2 separate regions of the Homo sapiens genome follow, and region 2 is linked to region 1. Evidence: chromatin loops called from intact Hi-C (ENCODE). Cell type or tissue: GM12878. All regions are shown on one strand. Links, peaks and the distances in the headings refer to the core of each region. The heading gives the core; the rest is flanking DNA. Region 1 overlaps GFOD1 (Gfo/Idh/MocA-like oxidoreductase domain containing 1). Region 2 overlaps GFOD1 (Gfo/Idh/MocA-like oxidoreductase domain containing 1).

Region 1 (8,332 bases), core at 165-8,164:
TGCCAAGCCCCAAACATTTCCCAAGTGGTGGGAGAGGTCTGGCAAAGTCCCCTGGTGCTCTCAATGGTGGTAGAGGAACGGGAGGGGCTTTCTGTGCACATGCGGGTATGATGGGTGAGGGTCACTCTGCTGCATCCATCCAGGACTGTGAACCATCACGCCACGGCTCCATGCTCAGCTCGCCCCCCTGAGGGCTCTGTCCCTGCATCCAGAAATGGCTGTCTTGGAGGGTTGCCGCATCTGTCAATGTGATGCAGTGTGACCACGGGTGAGTGGCAGAAAGCACACGAGGACTGGCCTGAGTCTTCTGGGGAGGCCTTCACAACTCACTCCACAAAGACCAGGCAGCCCTTTGTGTGAGAACAAAGAGCTAAAGCTGGGTCTTTTGAAGGCTTTGGGGCTTGAACCAACTTAAAATTTTAAGACAATATCCTCTCAGCAGCAAATAAAGCGAAGCTATCTGTCTTTAAAATGGTGGAGCTGAGAGATACCTTCCAACCTATGTTGCCGTGCTGTAATTAGGAGCAAAATGAGATCCGTGGGAAACTTCTGACGGGTTAGAGTGCTATGTGCAAGGCAGTGTGCCTGATCTTCATCAGAAGCTTTTAAGTTAAATAATTTCAGAAGAAGCTTTACTGCCCTCCTGAGATCCCTCATGGGGAAATGGAAAATCAGCTCCCTCCGAAGCCTGCTGAATGTGTTCTCTGTAACCGAGCCAAAATATTCATGGCCCTCCTGAGAAATCTGTGCTATAGGGAAGAGTTTCCAGCCCAGAGACCCTAAAGCCCTTCAGGCAGCTGCTCCCCTTATATCCTCCAAGCTCAGGGTCTCCAAGTTGTGGCTGAGTCTCTGCTCCTATCTCAGGACAGATCAGAGCTTTGGTGGGGCTGACACTTGATCCAAATGGTACCCCTGGGAGTCTGGGCAAGGGGCTTCCCATTCACACCTCTAGGGAAAGATGGAGCTCTGTTGTCCCACAGAGCAGGTACCCGTTGCTGCCCTTCATCAGGGAAGTTATCCCTGGGTACCTGAAGGATGGCTGACACCTGGCCACCCAGGGACCAGGGCTGTTCCCTAACATAATCAGCCTGGAACCTCAAGCATCCCTCCCCGTGAGCACACTTCCAATCACACAATCCCTGATCTAATCATGGTGGAAATCTCAGAGGCAATGCTACTTTCCACGAGTTCCTCCCCATCATTCCACTTGTGTTGACAGCCCCTTATCTTCTAGAAGCCAAAACGGATGCTAGTTCTGCAGGCTGGCTTGCAGCTGTCCCAGCAGATTGGCAGAGCCCCCAAAAGAAGTCCCATCAGATATGGCTTCCTATTTTTTCCTCGCATTTGCAGAAGGTAGAGACGGCTTGCTTTGCATTTCAAGTAGGGAACTCATTATCTTCATTTATACTTTGTTCCTTCAACATTTCTGTGCTAGGCACTGGGACCAAAAAATGAGTAAGAAAGATGAATAAGAGCTCACAGTCTAGTAGAGGAGACCAATCAGGAAAGGCGTGATTATGGAATGCAGATCTCAGAAAGTGATAAACAATGAAACCATGAAGGAAGGGCTGCCCAACCGATTTGGGCATGGAAGAAAGTTTTGCTGGAGAGGGAACGTTTGAGCTGGGTTCTGAAGCATGCATAGGAGCTTGCCTATTCATCATTCAGAGTTTGGTTCGGGTATAAAAAATGGTCTAAAATAAGATTAATGGTGTTTAATGTGGAATCTGGGAAACTGCTAATACTGGACTGTTTATAAAAACTGTTGTGTGTATATCCTGATGCACAGTTTTCTGAGAGAGGTTCATTAGATTCTTAAAATAATCTGTGATTCAAGAAAGATTAAGCAGAATTGGAGTTTAGAGTAAAGAAAAAGAAAAAAGGCAGGTCAAAGACAAATCTCTGGTTTCAACAGAACTAAGCATATGAACAGAGCTATTTATAATCCCTCCATCCCTGCACCCTGAGACATGGGACATTTAGTCACTTTCACTCTCTCACTCACTTACTGCAACACTCCATTTAGCCCAGCTCTTTTTCCCCTTTTATTTTTCTTCCTGCTAATCTCCTTCCTGCTCCCCCAACACACACACACACACACACACACACACACACTACGCTTTTTTTTTTTTTTTGAAGTTAGAAACTGCAAAAGAAGTGGAAGTATCATCAGGATTGACTTGTCTAAATCTCACTCTTCCCTCTGTCCCTTCCTCCATATACATTAAAAGAGGCCATTTGAAGAGACTAAATCCCCGATTTTCAATCCCCATGAAAGTTCTTAACATCAATACAACTTCCCAACTCAAAAGACTAGTCTGATCTGCTCATAGCACAAATGGTACAATTTCAAATAGCAACAACAGTCATTTATTGAGTGCTTACTTTGTGCCAGAGGAGGCACAATGTATTTTGCATGCATTTTCATGTTTTAGTCTACACAACCAGGTACTTGTCCTGTTCCCATCTTACAGATGTGGAAACTGAGCCTCTGAGGGGTAAGCAACTTGCCTCTGATTCCACAACTCGATAGTAGTAGAGTCAAATCTGGAATTTGAACCCAGATTGTCTGGCTACAAAGCCAGCCTAGTCTTTTTAAAAATATGTTTTTTTTTTGTGTGTGTGTGTGTGTGTGTGTGTGTGTGTGTTTGTTTTTTTTTTTTGAGACAGAGTCTCACTCTATCGCCTAGGCTGGAGTGCAGTGGTACAATCTCAACTCACTGCAACCTCCGCCTCCCAGGTTCAAGCCATTCTCCTGCTCAGTCTCCTTAGTAGCTGGGGTTACAGGCATGCACCTGTAATGCACCTGGCTCATTTTTGTAATTTTAGTAGAGACAGAGTTTCTCCATGTTGGCCAGGCTGGTCTTGAACTCCTGACCTCAAGTGATCTGCCTGTCTCAGCCTCCCAAAGTGCTGGGATTACAGGTGTGAACCACCACGCCCAGCCAAAAATAAGTTTTTTTAATTGACACGTAATAATTATACATATTGCTGGGGTATAGTGATGTTTCAATACATATAATGTATAGTGATCAGATCAAGGTAATTAGCATATTCATCATCTCAAATCTTTTTTTTTTTTTTTTTTTTTTTTGAGATCAAGTTTCACTCTTGTCTTTTGTTGCCCAGGCTGGAGTGCAACAGTGCAATCTCAGCTTACTGCAACCTCTGCCTCCCGGGCTCAAGCAATTCTCCTGTCTCAGCCTCCCAAGTAGCTGGGATTATAGGCATGTGCCACCAAGCCCAGCTAATTTTGTATTTTTTAGTAGAGACAGGATTTCTCCATGTTGGTCAAGCTGGTCTCAAACTCCCAACCTCAGGTGATCTGCCCACCTTGACCTCCCAAAGTGCTGGGATTACAGGCATGAACCACTGCACCCATGCCAAAGAAATCAAATCTTTATGATTTCTTTGTGTTGGGAACATTCAGTATTCTCCTTATAGCTATTTGAAAATATACAATAAATTGTTGCTAATTACAGTCACCCTACAGTGCTATAGAACGCTAGGACTTATTCCTCCCATCAAGTCGTACTTTGGGTCTGATCTGAACTTTTGCACCCTTGCTGCCTTCTGATCACCCTTCTCTTAAGGCTGGCTAGGTTATTCTTTGCACCCATGTCACCCAGAGATACACGCTCCTATTTTTACTGGCTACACTTGCCTGTGCACATATATGCAATGTCTGCAGCACACAGCACAAAAGGAGGGCTCTGAAGACAATCATGCGACTGACTGCAGTGAGCTTCAGAAACCAGGGCGGTGGGGATGGGAGGCCCGATGTTCTGCTGGGTGACATCTAAAGTCTCAGGGCAATTTGATTAAGTTTCCATCCTAATTTCACACCTGAAACGGAAATGGGTCAGAGTGACTCATATTCAGCTCCTGTGTTAAAGCTCCTGGGGCTATCAGTGGGCTTGGAAAGAGGGTTACAGCCAGTGAAAGGAAGTCAGGATGGCTGATGTTGATGGGACTTAGTGTTGAACTGAATTAATTGCTCAAGTGCTTTCTACATTCAACCCGCCCATAAGGCCAAGCCCCTATCCCACCAACCCCTTTGTGAACCGTCCCCCATGACTCAAGCCTGTTGCCTGGGCCCTCTTATTGCCCAGGAACCCCCATTAGCACGGGGATTTTCTCAGATTGCTTCGTGTGCATTTGGTCATCTAATGACGGAAACTATCACATGTGTAATGAGCATTTACTCCTGAAACACTTTCGAATTTCTGTTACCTTATTGGTAAATCCCATACATCTCCATCTCTACAGCTTATATTTGAGGCTACAGTTGAGAATGCAGATATGATATTGGGGAGTCACTAGCCAGCTCCTTCCAGCAGGGGCATTCCCCAGGAAAGAAAAGAAAAGCTTGCTACTTCCAGCCCAAGGGAGACTGAGGGTAGAGGTCTAGAAACAACAGGTAGGTATGTAGAACCAAGAGACCTTCCAAGCTAGTGGCCAGCTTCCCATGCAGGGAGGCCTGGGGCAGTCCTCCCCTTCATGTCAGTGGCACATACAGACCAGAGTCTAAGGAGGCAGGGAGGTGGGACGGGGGCAAGAGGTCCCATGGGAGAACAGAGGTTTGGAGTTGGATACAGTGGTGACAGTGGTCAGGGACTTGCGGACAGAGGAAAATGGCCAGGACTGTGAACTCCAGCAGTTGAGTCCTGCTATATTGGTCCAAAATAGCCAAATGACAACTACTGTACCTCGGTGGTCGCTATTCTAGAGAGTGGCCTAGAACAGCCATTCTTGAGCCTACACCACCACTCCACGCTTGGACAAGCCAGGATTCACAGTGCACCCCCTGGATCCAAGGGACAGAGCCAGAGTCTCATAAGCCACACTACCCCCATAGAAAGAGCCAATTTCTGGAGTGGAAGAGGAAAAAGCAGAATGCCAAACATTGGGTCACCAGAGTCATGTAAAAGAGGCTGAGATACAAGAAAACACAAATGATTGGGTTGGGTGAGATTGCTGGGTTGAACTACAATTCCATTTCCTACCCACCCACCTAAGAGGATGGAGGCCTAGAATGGCGGTCAGCCTGGCTGTTGAGAAATAAAGGAATCTATGCTTTCTCTTCCCAAGCATGGCGTGAAACCTCATCACACATCCAAAAGGCTGGGAACCTCCTATCATCTCCCAAAGCCCTCACTTAGTCCCCAACAAAACCTCAGAATCTCCTTGTTGATTGCAAGTCAATACTTCAAGAGAAACACTATCCTCACTGTGTGTACAGTGGGAAGGCAAGATACTTTAAACTAGGCAACATCTCAGAATAAATGTAGGAAATTCTCTATTCAAGGTGGGTTGTGCTTTAGTGAAGGGATCACAAGTGTATTTACCCAGCAGATATGTTTTTTTTTTTTTTTTAAAAGCCAATATATTTCACACAGTCCTAAGTTTTGGTCTCAAAAAATGCAAAAATCCAGAAACATTGGGTTTCTTCTGCAGAGCCTCCTGCATGACAACACTCAGTTGTAGCTATCTAGTGGCTTCCACAGTTAGATGGCATGTACATCTCCAGTATACCACAGTCCTCACCAGTCTCTAGTGCATTGCTGTCCTGTATTAGTTTTGTATTGCTGCTATAACAAACCAGCACAAACTGAGCAGCTTAAAACAACACCCATTTACTGCTTTTCAGTTCTCTAGAACAGAAGTTCAGGTGGGCTCAGCTGGATCCCTGATTAGGGTTTCACACAATCATTCTGGAGAAGAATCTGCTTCCAAGCTCATTCAGGCTGTTGGTTGAACTTGGTTCCTTGTGGCTATAGGACTGAGGTCCCCATCTCCTTGCTGGCTGTCAGCTTCTACAGAGCCCACTTTCCTGCTGTGTGCCCTGCCATCTTCAAGCCAGCAACAGCATGTGGAAGTTGGATGCTTCTCATGCTTGGAAGCCCTTGGACTTCCTCTTTTGCCACCAGTGAGAGAGAATTTGCCACCTTTCCAGAGCTCCTGTGATTAGATTAGGCCCACCCAGATGATCCCCTTTTTGCCGTAGAACTAATCACAGAAGTAACACCAAGTGGCAAAGGTCCTCTTAGAATTCTACCTCCCACAGTTTCTCCAGCCCCGTCCACTCATTGTGTCACCTGCCTGCAAGCTCTAGAAACCCCCACAGAGGAAGAGTCTTAAGTATTCTCAGACATATGTCTACATTCCTTCCAAAACTCTCTTTGTTTCTGAGTTCCTTCAGTAGTTTTTACTCCATCAAAAAGAAAGACTCAGTGAGGTGCTCTAGGGTTTTTAAGATCTATTTTCAGTCCCTTGTTATCAATGAGATTGTGTCCCCACCTCTGGGCTCCCTGTAGGCAGTAGCAACAGAAACAGGTGCAGAGCAGGGCCAGAGCCTCAGTCTTGGGGCAGAAAAGGGCACAAGGAAGAGAAGAGGAGCTAAAATTGTATGTATCCACTTGGCATCAGGGGCTTCCCTTTGGCTCACTTAAGCACCACTCCAGCACCATCACCCCCATTTGTAGAAAATGGGGAACTAAGGCTTAGAGATTATGATTGCCCAAGGTCAGAGATATGTGCAGATCCAGGGTGCAAATTCAGTTCTGTGGTCCCAAAGCCCCGTGTTTTCCATTTTTCACATGAGTGGAATGGGGGATAGGATGAAACGACTGAGCCTCAGAACTACCAGATGGGTTAATAAAGGAAGTGCCAACCCCTCAGGCTCCGCCCCCAGCAGACCCCAGCATTGTATTGAGAAGATTTGGGAAATCAATGAAAGGAGGGCAGAGTCTAGAGCTTGAAGATGAAAGAACTGGAAAGCAAGAAGGGCTGGAGGCTTGACATGGGAGAACACAGTGGCTCTTCTCTTTGAAGACGAATAGCTGGTTGCTCCATATCCATGGCAGTGAACCTGCTGGGACAACTGAAAGATTATTATCGAGAAAGAGAGAGGATGGGGAAACCAGCCATTATAGTGCTGGGGTTCCTACAGGATTCCCACAGCTGAATAAAGGAAGTCCTCCCAGGGCCCCAGCCTTCCGCAAGTGGGCACCTCTCATCTCAGCCAAAGGAACCAGGCAGTGATGGGCATGCCACATACTCCACTTCCATGAACCTAGGTGCCAGCAGGAAAGCCACTGCGGGATCACATTAACCCCACCTCCTGCAGCCTAGGAACGCATGTCCTTGGAGGGATAAAAACACCTAGAGTGGCCAAAGCCTGCCCAAGAAAGGAAAGCAGCCCAGTGCTCCATGCTTCCTCCCCAAGAAACAAGAGATCCTCCTGCTTCAGCCAGAAGCAGAGGGAAACAATCAGCTTATGAGAACCCCATCTGCTGCTGGTGTGGCCTAACAGAGGCAATAAACCCCTCCTGCAGCCAGGAGGCAAACCAGCTCCAGGGCTCCACCCACAGCAGGTGGTAAACATGATTAACGTGCTACTGCCCAGAGCACTTTCACCTGCACCAGCTCCAATGGTAGACGCAGTCTGTGCCAAGGCCCAGGGAGTGGTGGGAAGATGGTAATCGTAAAAACTGACAAGTAACCTACAGTGCAATAATTGAGTGTTTGTGTGTTTGGGGGAGGAAAGGTAGTAGAGATGTGTGATTTTGGGGAGCTGCCCAGCCCCTGAATCTCCTTGCTGTGATTGGGAAATTTCCCACCTGAGAGTCTTGGTGGGTGGTACAGCCTCCCCCCATAGAAGGCACGCCAGCTGTTTGCTTTCCCAGAAGCCTTTGCAGCAAAGCCATGGGCACACAGCCAGGCTTGGCCAACCAGGGACACCACTCTGGCCTGGTACATGAGAATGGAGGAAGGTGGAGATCTGTGCTGGCAGTGGGGGTAGCAGCATCTAGTTTCTAGGGCTGTGATGCCCGTGATGCAATGACGGCTTCTATCACCCAGCACCAGCACCACTGCAAGCAACCGACTCTGTCTACACCTGATGGGTTCTCTGGTGTGATCTGGACTGTGGTTGCAGCTGCCAAGCCTTTCTTTGTTCCTTGTGTTTCTCAAGCTGACTTCCCCAGCCTCTCATACATTTCCGTGAGGAACTAAGGTCCTTTCAAATAATTCCCTTCTGCTAAAATCAGCCAGGTAGTTTCTGTTGTTGGCAATTTAAATGCCTCTTGAGTACAACAGGTTTCCAAGCTTTCTGGACCCCTTTCTGAAAAGATTGATTTGGACATGGAGGAAGCTCTGAGTGCCTATTAGTAAAGCAGCCCAAGATCTAGTGTGATTTGTCAGACAGGGAAGTGAAATGAGGGTCAGGGGACGTGGATTGAAATTCTCACCTGGCATTTGCAAGCCATGTGGCCCAAAGAAGCTTAGTTCACTTACCTGTAAAACTGGAATAATAACACCTTCTTCAACA
Region 2 (8,332 bases), core at 164-8,163, 98 kb after region 1:
GCACACCAGAACAGATGGAGGAATACATCACACTCGCCTTTTATATCTTATCCATACAAGAGTTTGCCATTTATTTTAGCCTCTTCAAAAATAAGTTATAATCAACAGAGAAGTGAAGATCATGAAATAACATTTTCTCAATTTTTTAACATCCTGTGGGATACATGCAGTCCCCAGGCTATTGTCTCCTCAGTTATGGAATTAGATGATGCAAGTTCCAGTTCAGTCACCATTTCCCCGTTTCTATACTTTGTCAATAAAAATGATATGGCCTTTGTTCATACAGACCATTGATACTGCAGCACATTATACTGGAAAACACATAAGCTTTGGAGTCAAGCAAACTTAAGTTGAATTCTGATTCCACTTGTTCTTAGCCATGTACACTTGCCAAAATACCATATTTCACATAATCTAAGACACTACTGCAAAGACCTACAGTTATCTTACTACCAAGAAAGAAAAGCCCTTTTAGACATATCTATATTTCAGATGTTCAAATGTGAAAATAATACATGTCACAGAATCAATGACACATGATATTTAACCTCTCTACAGTGAAATTTCTCACTTGTAAGATGGAGATGCTAAATGTCCACATTGGAGGTTGGCCATGAGACGTAAATGAGTAACACTCGTACTATGTCTCACACCAAATCTGGCACATGGTAAGTACTCCATAGAATGCTAGTTTCTCTTCTCTTTCCAAAAGTGATGAGTAGGTTCTGGATAGATGATGAGTTCTCTCAGAGCACATGCCATATCTTATATGCCTTTGACCTTTTCTAACTCCCCATGACTGAGAATATTTCCTTACACATTGTAGCCACTCAGTAAATGGGTGAGGAATACAGATGTTGAATTCGTTTGAAAAACCGATAAATACTGCAGTTGGAAAATCCTGTTGGTGAATGTAGCCAGTGATGTCCCACTGGCTTCCCCAGCACCTGCGCGCGATGAACGCATCTATCTGTAATCTTGACTGGGTCTGGGGACTGGAAAGAAGGGCAATTGCCGGCTCATGAAGCACATCCCTCCTGGAATCCCCCATGCCAGCAGGCTGTGGCTGGAGGCCCGCTGCATTCAGGCAAGAATGTGCAGCTAAATCTCAGTTCCACAGACAAATGCAGCATTGTGGTCCCCGTGGGCCTCCAGGGAAAGCCAGGCTGCCTCTGTGCCCTGGATGTGAACGGCTGTGCATATTAAGTTAGACAGGCTGCATCCCTAAGGGCTTGAAACCTGTCCCCTGGGACTCTCCAAGAGCAGCATCGTGGGGGGTAAACAAATGTCCCATGTGGGGGTGCTGGAGGGAGCAGAAGCTCAGCTGAACAGAACCACGTGGCATTTTTTTTTCCCCAGTATTTTTCTGTCTGCTGATTTTCTTCCTCTGATGTCCTGGTTCTGTTGGAAAGGGAGAAGAGACAGAGAAGAGGAACACATCTCATTTTCTACCACCCACTTTTGATTATTCATATTCATGTGGGAGATAAGAAGAGCCTGCCAGGGACACATTTAAATAACAAGTACTCTAAAATCATTACTTTGCCCTTGACTACAGTCAAGAGACATTCTGTGGGCAGCACACTGTAGTGTGTGTGCACTCACACTCTCACAAATGCACACTTACCTCTCCCTCCAAGCCCCCACAAGCTGGAACTTAGCAGTCCCAGTTCCCTAAAGATTGCTCACACAGATGGATGTGGCTTTCACAACATTAATGGGACTCGAAAGAAAAAAAAAGCAATAATAATTAGCAAAACAGTAAGTACGTATTAGTTGAGGTTTCATGCTTCAGTATTTATGTAGCCTCTCCCCTCGGCTGAAGGAAAGGACAAGGGAGTGGAGAGAGGAGGAATAAAGTCGGAAACCCCATTGCCCATGGAACTGCACAGCATGTTGGCAGTAGGGCAGAAAGCACCTTACTCTGAAGTCAAAATTCCTCCCCCTGGCCCAGGTCCTCAGGAGCTAGCTGCCAGGTGTTCTCGAAAGTTCTTGCAGGACAAAGAGGCCTGGCATATACTTCCTTCCCCTCACCACCTTCCTGGGCCATCTACTAAGACCCTTTGCTTCTTGGTGCTTTGAGGAGGGAAAATGTCTTTCTTACCTCCCCGAGAGGATGGCTGAGAGGGTTAAGGAAGATGCTACCCATGAGCAAAGGCAGAATTCCTGCCCTGGCATCACCCCACCCAGGTCCGTGCCATCTGCTACCTAAAGTCCTGTAATAAACCTGAGGGAAGGCGGGTGGAGCAGGGAGGGGCACTGTCATTTATCTCATTGCTCAGTCCCTATGTCTAATAAAGAATTTAGGAAACTTCCCACAGCACATCTTCTTCTCATTAATAATAGAGTCCTTACTAATAAATCCAGAAAGCAGCACCCAGACCTTGTTAAACCTCTACTAATTAGTATTGAGACACCCATAGCCCAAGGTGGAGACTATCAACACATTCCCAGGAGAAAATGAAACACACCCACAGGTTGGGGTTGCTCAAAAATCCATGTTTGGATCTCACATAAGTGACTGATTTACCCATTGCTATATCCATTAATGCTGTCCAGTAGAACTTTCTGCAATGATGGATATATTCTATGTTGCATGGTCCAATATGGTAGCTACCAGCCAGCCCCATGTGGCCTTTGAGTGCTTGAAATGTGGCTAGGACAACTGAGGAAACTGTATTAGTCTGTTTTCAAGCTGCTGATAAAGACATACCCAAGACTGGGAAGAAAAAGAGGTTTAATTGGACTTACAGTTCCATGTGGCTGGGGAGGCCTCGGAATCATGGGGGGAGGTGAAAAGCACTTCTTACATGGTGGCAGCAAGAGAAAATGAGGGAGACAGAAAAGTGGAAACCCCTGATAAACCCATCAGATCTCGTGAGACTTATTCACTATCACCAGAATAGCACAGGAAAGACCGGCCCCCATGATTCAGTTAACTCCCCCTGGGTCCCTCCCACAACACATGGGAATTCTGGGAGATACAATTCAAGTTGAGATTTTAGCGGGGACACAGCCAAACCACATCAAAACTGCATTTTTCATTTTATTTAGTTTTATGTAAATTTAAGCAGCCACATGTGGCTAATGGCTACCATACTGCATAGCACAGACCCAGAGAGCATCTGGTATGTAGCTGGCACTCAATAAATCTTTGTTCAAGGAAAATCATAAATGGACCGTAGTTCACCATAATAAGTTCTGATTAAGCAAGATTCTCATATTTATTGAGTCCTCATTTTAAACAAAGCCCTGTTTAGGTCAACAACCTTCTGAGATGGGTACTTTTATTATCCCCATTATACAGATAAAGAAACTGGGGCTTCAAAGAGTTAAGTGAGGAGCCCACACCCACATAGCACATGGCCAGCCAAGGATTCAACCCCGGGCAGTGCCCACACACCCATTTCTGTAGTGCCTCCAGCTTTCTGAAGTCTGATGGGACAGCCTCTTCAAACTGCCTTTTCCATTGACCAAAAAAAGCCTTCAGGAGCATCACTTTACTTTCACCAGAATGACATCAAATTAGCCAAGGAACTTTTCCTTTTGAAATAGAAAAAATGAAGATAGACAATTTTTGTCACATCTAGGGATCTTTTAAAAGCCTAGCCAGCGTAGTAACTTTGCAAGGCTCTGTTGTCTGACTTCTGGATCCCAAGTCAAGAGTTAACTATTCATTCCACCACTGTGGCCTCTTCCTCAAACCATCTCCCAAGATGGCAGACTACTCTGAGAGAGCCTCACAATCATCATTTCCATGAGCTCTCACTTCTGAATGCTGACAGGTGAGAAAGGGAGGAGAAAGGGAGGTGAGAAAGGGATTTGAAACACCAGTGACACAAATCCAGAGTTTGTAGCCCCACCCACCATGAAAGATGGGAGAGGCATGTCCACATGTCATATGCAAATGTCCTTCTCCAAGGAGATTATTGCATCCTTGCTCATCTAGTAAATTATTGCTGCAGCCAGCCCTGACCCTTGCACCATCAGGTCTCAACTGTATAACAAGAGAACAGGTGCTCCCACCACCATCGGATGTAAGCACCAAACCAGGGGCTGGGCACCCTTCAAGGCATCCTCTCAACAGCTGACTCTGTTTACCATAGCATGCCCCTGACTCCATCAGACACAGAGCTGTCTTGACAGCATTACTAGCTGAATCAACTTTTGCAGTTCTTCCCACGCCCTCTAAGGCGGCCATTTGGGCTCCTCTCAACAGGGTCCTTTCCAACACTCCAGCAAGCTGTTTGCCTTGACTGACCCCAGAGCTCTGTCATTTGTGGCTGTCACCATTTGAGATACGAAGGGAAAGAAAGATGCAAGTGACACTTACTGCTGATGAAGAAAAGTATTTGTAGAATTTCAGACATTCTTAAACCATTCTAACTTTGCTCTAGCAGGTCAACTGCAAGCCACACAGTTTATCTCGCAGAACCAGTGGTTCCTTGAGGAGGACTTTATATCATAGAGCCTCCCATGTCTTCCTTTTCAATTATTTAAATCCTACCCCCTCTTCTGGGCCCAGTTGAAGACCAACCCACCTTTTCCAAGAGGTCTTCTGGGACCCTTCCAGCTCTCAGGAATGCCCCTTTCCTCAGCTTTCAGGCAGCACCCACTCTCTGCAGTGCCACCTTCTCAGCAACCCACCAAAGAGGGGAAGTGCACCCGGGACGAGTGGGGCCCCACTCATTTTATCTCTGATGTCAAGCTCATGTTCCCTACTCAACAAAACAAATGTGCAGCAGTAAACTGGAAGCAATAATTCACCAGCTCTTAGAGGAAGCCCCTTCCGGGCCCCTTGTGCTGCAAGTGTCTCATTCAAACACACAAAACGTTTTATGAGGGGGATCCTGTTAACACATTTTTGCTGCCAGGCACGGTGGCTCTCGCCTGTAATCCCAGCACTTTGGGAGGCCAAGGCGGGTGGATCGCCTAAGGTCAGGAGTTTGAGACCAGCCTGACCAACATGGAGAAATCCTGTCTCTACTAAAAATACAAAATTAGCTGGGTGTGGTGGTGCATGCCTGTAATTCCAGCTACTGGGGAGGCTGAGGCAGGAGAATTGCTTGAACCTGGGAGGCAGAGGTTGCGGTGAGCTGAGATCGTGCCACTTCACTCTAGCCTGGGCAACAAGAGCAAAACTCCGTCTTGGGAAAAAATAAAATAAAATAAAAATAAAAATGCCATTTTTTTCCCCTTTGCCTTAGTGCCTTTTGTAGACTGGCACTGGGAAGCTTACCCAGGTGATCGACCCTTAATCCAATAATGATTTTTGAGGGATTACTCAACTGCCTCAAGCAAGCTCTTCCTGGCATTGTGAATATAACCAGTCACTCTGCACTTAGTCATGTATCTCATTGCATTGCTCCATGTTTGCCTATGCGCTCTTCTTTCAAGGACAAAGACCATGTCTTACTTTATAGGGCATTTCTCACCACAGCTAACATAGTGCTACAGGGATTCAAAAGGTATTTACTAACTAAAAATAAATGGAAAAAAAGAAACACTCTCCAGACACTGGGCAGAATAGGTGGTTAGAAAACCCTACTGGAAGACAATCTTCAACTTGGAAATGCCCCTGGCAGAGGGTTCAGTGGATTCTCACAGCCCTGGGCAATGCCAGAGCCCCAGGCATGAGCACCCCTCACCTGGTAGTCTTTCTCTTCTACTCCATGAACCATTTCAGTAAATACTTGGCAAAACTAATTTCTCTTGGGTTGGAGAATTCGTTCCGCTGTACTAGTTCCAAAATCAAAAATAAGAGGAAGTATATGAAACCAAAAACAAAAACTCTACGCCTTCCCCCAAGTGAAGTCTGCTACCTCAACAAAATAAGAAAATCACAAAACCAATGCTTACAAATCAATAAATGACAAACAACCCAATTTAAAAATGAGTATGAGATTTGAATAGTCATTTTATCAAAGAAAAATGTGACTGTCTAATAAACACATGAAAAGCTGTTCAACATCATTAATTATTATTAACAAAATGCAAACCAAAGTCCTAACAAGATACTTCTACATACCAACTATAATGGCTATGATCAAAAAGACTCACAAGGCTGGGCATGGTGGCTCATGCTTGTAATCCCAGCACTTTGGGAGGCTGAGGTGGGCGGATCACTTGAGATCAGGAGTTTGAGACCAGCCTGACCAACATGGTGAAAACCCATCTCTACTAAAAATACAAAAATTAGGCTGGGCGCGGTGGCTCACGCCTGTAATCCCAGCACTTTGGGAGGCCAAGGCAGGCAGATCACGAGGTCAGGAGTTCGAGACCAGCCTGACCAACATGGTGAAACCCCGTCTCTACTAAAAATACAAAAAAAAAAAAAAATCAGCCAGGTGTGGTGACGGATGCCTGTAATCTCAGCTACTCAGGAGGCTGAGGCAGGAGAATTGCTTGAACCCTGAAGGCGGCAGCTGGAGTAAGCCGAGATTACGCCATTGCACTCCAGCCTGGGTGACAGTGCAAGACTCCATCTCAAAATAATAATAATAATAATAATAATAATAATAATAATAATAATAATAATACAAAAATTAGCCAGGCATGGTGGCGCACACCCGTAATCCCAGCTACTTGGGAGGCTGAGGCAGGAGAATCACTTGAACCCAGAAGATGGAGGTTGCAGGGAGTTGAGATCATGCCACTGCACTCCAGCCTGGGCAATGGAGTGAGACTATCTCAAAAAAAAGACTGACAATACCAAGTGCTGGTGATGATATCAGAAAATTAGAACTCTCCTATGTTGCTAGTGGGAATGTAATATGATGCCACTGCTCTGGAAAACAGTTTGGTAGTTTCTTAAAAAGTTAAATATATACACACTATACAACTGAGCAATTTCAGTCCTAGGTATTTAACCAAGAGAAATGAAAACATGGCTCCACAAAAGACTTATATGCAAATGTTCACAGCAGCATTATTCACAATCACTTAACACTGGAAACAATACAAACATCCATCAGATGGTGAATGGATAAACAAAATGCGGTATATCCACACAATGGAGTATCACCCAGCAATAAAGATAAATGAACTTCTGAGCCGTGCAACAACATGGCTGAACATCAAAAACGTTATGCTAAGTGAAAGAACTCAAGCACAAATGATTACGTACTTCATGATTCCATTTATATGAAAGTTCTAGGAAAGGCAAACTATAGAGACAGAAAGTAGATTAGTAGTTACCTGGAGCCAGAAGTGGGAGTGAGGATTGACTGCAAATTGGCATGAGGAAATGTTTTAGTGTGTTGAAAATGTTCTAAATATATAAATTTACTAAAAATAATGGAATCACTTACAATGGGTGAATATTGTGAAATAAAAAGAATGAAGAATGTTATGGTATATATAGTTCAATAAAGTTATTTTTTTAAAAAGTAGTGTTAAAACTGCAAACCAACTTCATTGGAGCTTTACAATTGTGGAGTAATTTATAGTTTCAGTTTAAGGACATTAATCAAAGAAGCATCTTAATACTCTAAAGGCTATTAAAATTAGAGACTGGAAAATTTTTTTAAATCATAACATTTTAATGTAAAGTTATTTTTCCTGCACTTTTTAATTCTCCACAGTAGGATATCAACAATTCTCAAGGAAAGTCTAAACCCCAAGGCATCCCAGACTTGCCCAAACCCTAGAAGTCAAAGACCTGTAGACGGGTATAGAATTGGTCGGGGTGAAGTGTCACTGTGGCTCTCAGTGGTGAGTGTGACAGCCTCTTTACCAACAATCTCCTTAGCTCAAGTCTGAACCCAAAAGAACGCTGGCTTTCCAGGTCTCCTGCTTTGAGGACAAGTGCTCAGAGGCCTGCTGCTCTCCTAGGGAGCCCACACCCACCAGCGGAACTAACCAGAGCAGTTTCTCCACCGACGCGTCTTCCAGGTATTTCCTTGCTCAGCTTGCCTAGCCAGGTGGCCTTGATCCAGGCAAAATCTGTATTAGTCAGGGTTCACCAGAGAAACAGAACCAATAGGGGGTGTGTGTGTGTGTGTGTGTGTGTGTGTGTGTGTGTGTAGATGAGAGATTCGTTTTAAGGAATTGGCTCGCACAATTGTGGGGTTGGCAAGTCTAAAATGTGCAGGGCAGGCAGGCAGGCAGACAGGCAGGCTGGAGACCCATAGAAGAGTTGATGTTGCAGTTTCCAGTACAAAGGCAGTCTGGAGGCAGAAATCCTTCTCCCTCAATCTTTTCCTGACTCCTGGCTCCTTCAAGCTCCTAAGACAATACTTGAGCAGAAAGGGACTATGTCTCGTGGCACTCCTGTGACCTGCTGCACACACTACCCAGGAGGCTCTTGGTAAAGGTCTACAAACCTACCAAG

The links. Peaks named below come from ENCODE experiments on the same cell type or tissue, not always from the same donor. Only the 100,000 strongest peaks of a DNase experiment are listed, where the experiment ranks them.
Region 2: a loop joins it to region 1, with 2.4 times the contacts of the local background. A loop is called at or near these places in 11 of 110 quality-filtered maps.

What each region holds. Positions count from the first base shown.
Region 1 is chr6:13,371,659-13,379,990 of GRCh38, forward strand. All of the region lies in intron 1 of GFOD1 (Gfo/Idh/MocA-like oxidoreductase domain containing 1), which reads right to left. Among named protein-coding and RNA genes, the nearest start is that of TBC1D7-LOC100130357, 47 kb to the left of the region's middle. In GM12878, for the core only: no CTCF peak of the experiment used is centred there; a DNase peak (open chromatin) is centred at 3,863; H3K4me3 peaks cover 361 bases; H3K27ac peaks cover 4,700 bases.
Region 2 is chr6:13,469,230-13,477,561 of GRCh38, forward strand. All of the region lies in intron 1 of GFOD1 (Gfo/Idh/MocA-like oxidoreductase domain containing 1), which reads right to left. Among named protein-coding and RNA genes, the nearest start is that of GFOD1-AS1, 13 kb to the right of the region's middle. RefSeq lists an enhancer at 2,688-2,982. In GM12878, for the core only: no CTCF peak of the experiment used is centred there; no DNase peak of the experiment used is centred there; H3K4me3 peaks cover 511 bases; H3K27ac peaks cover 1,256 bases.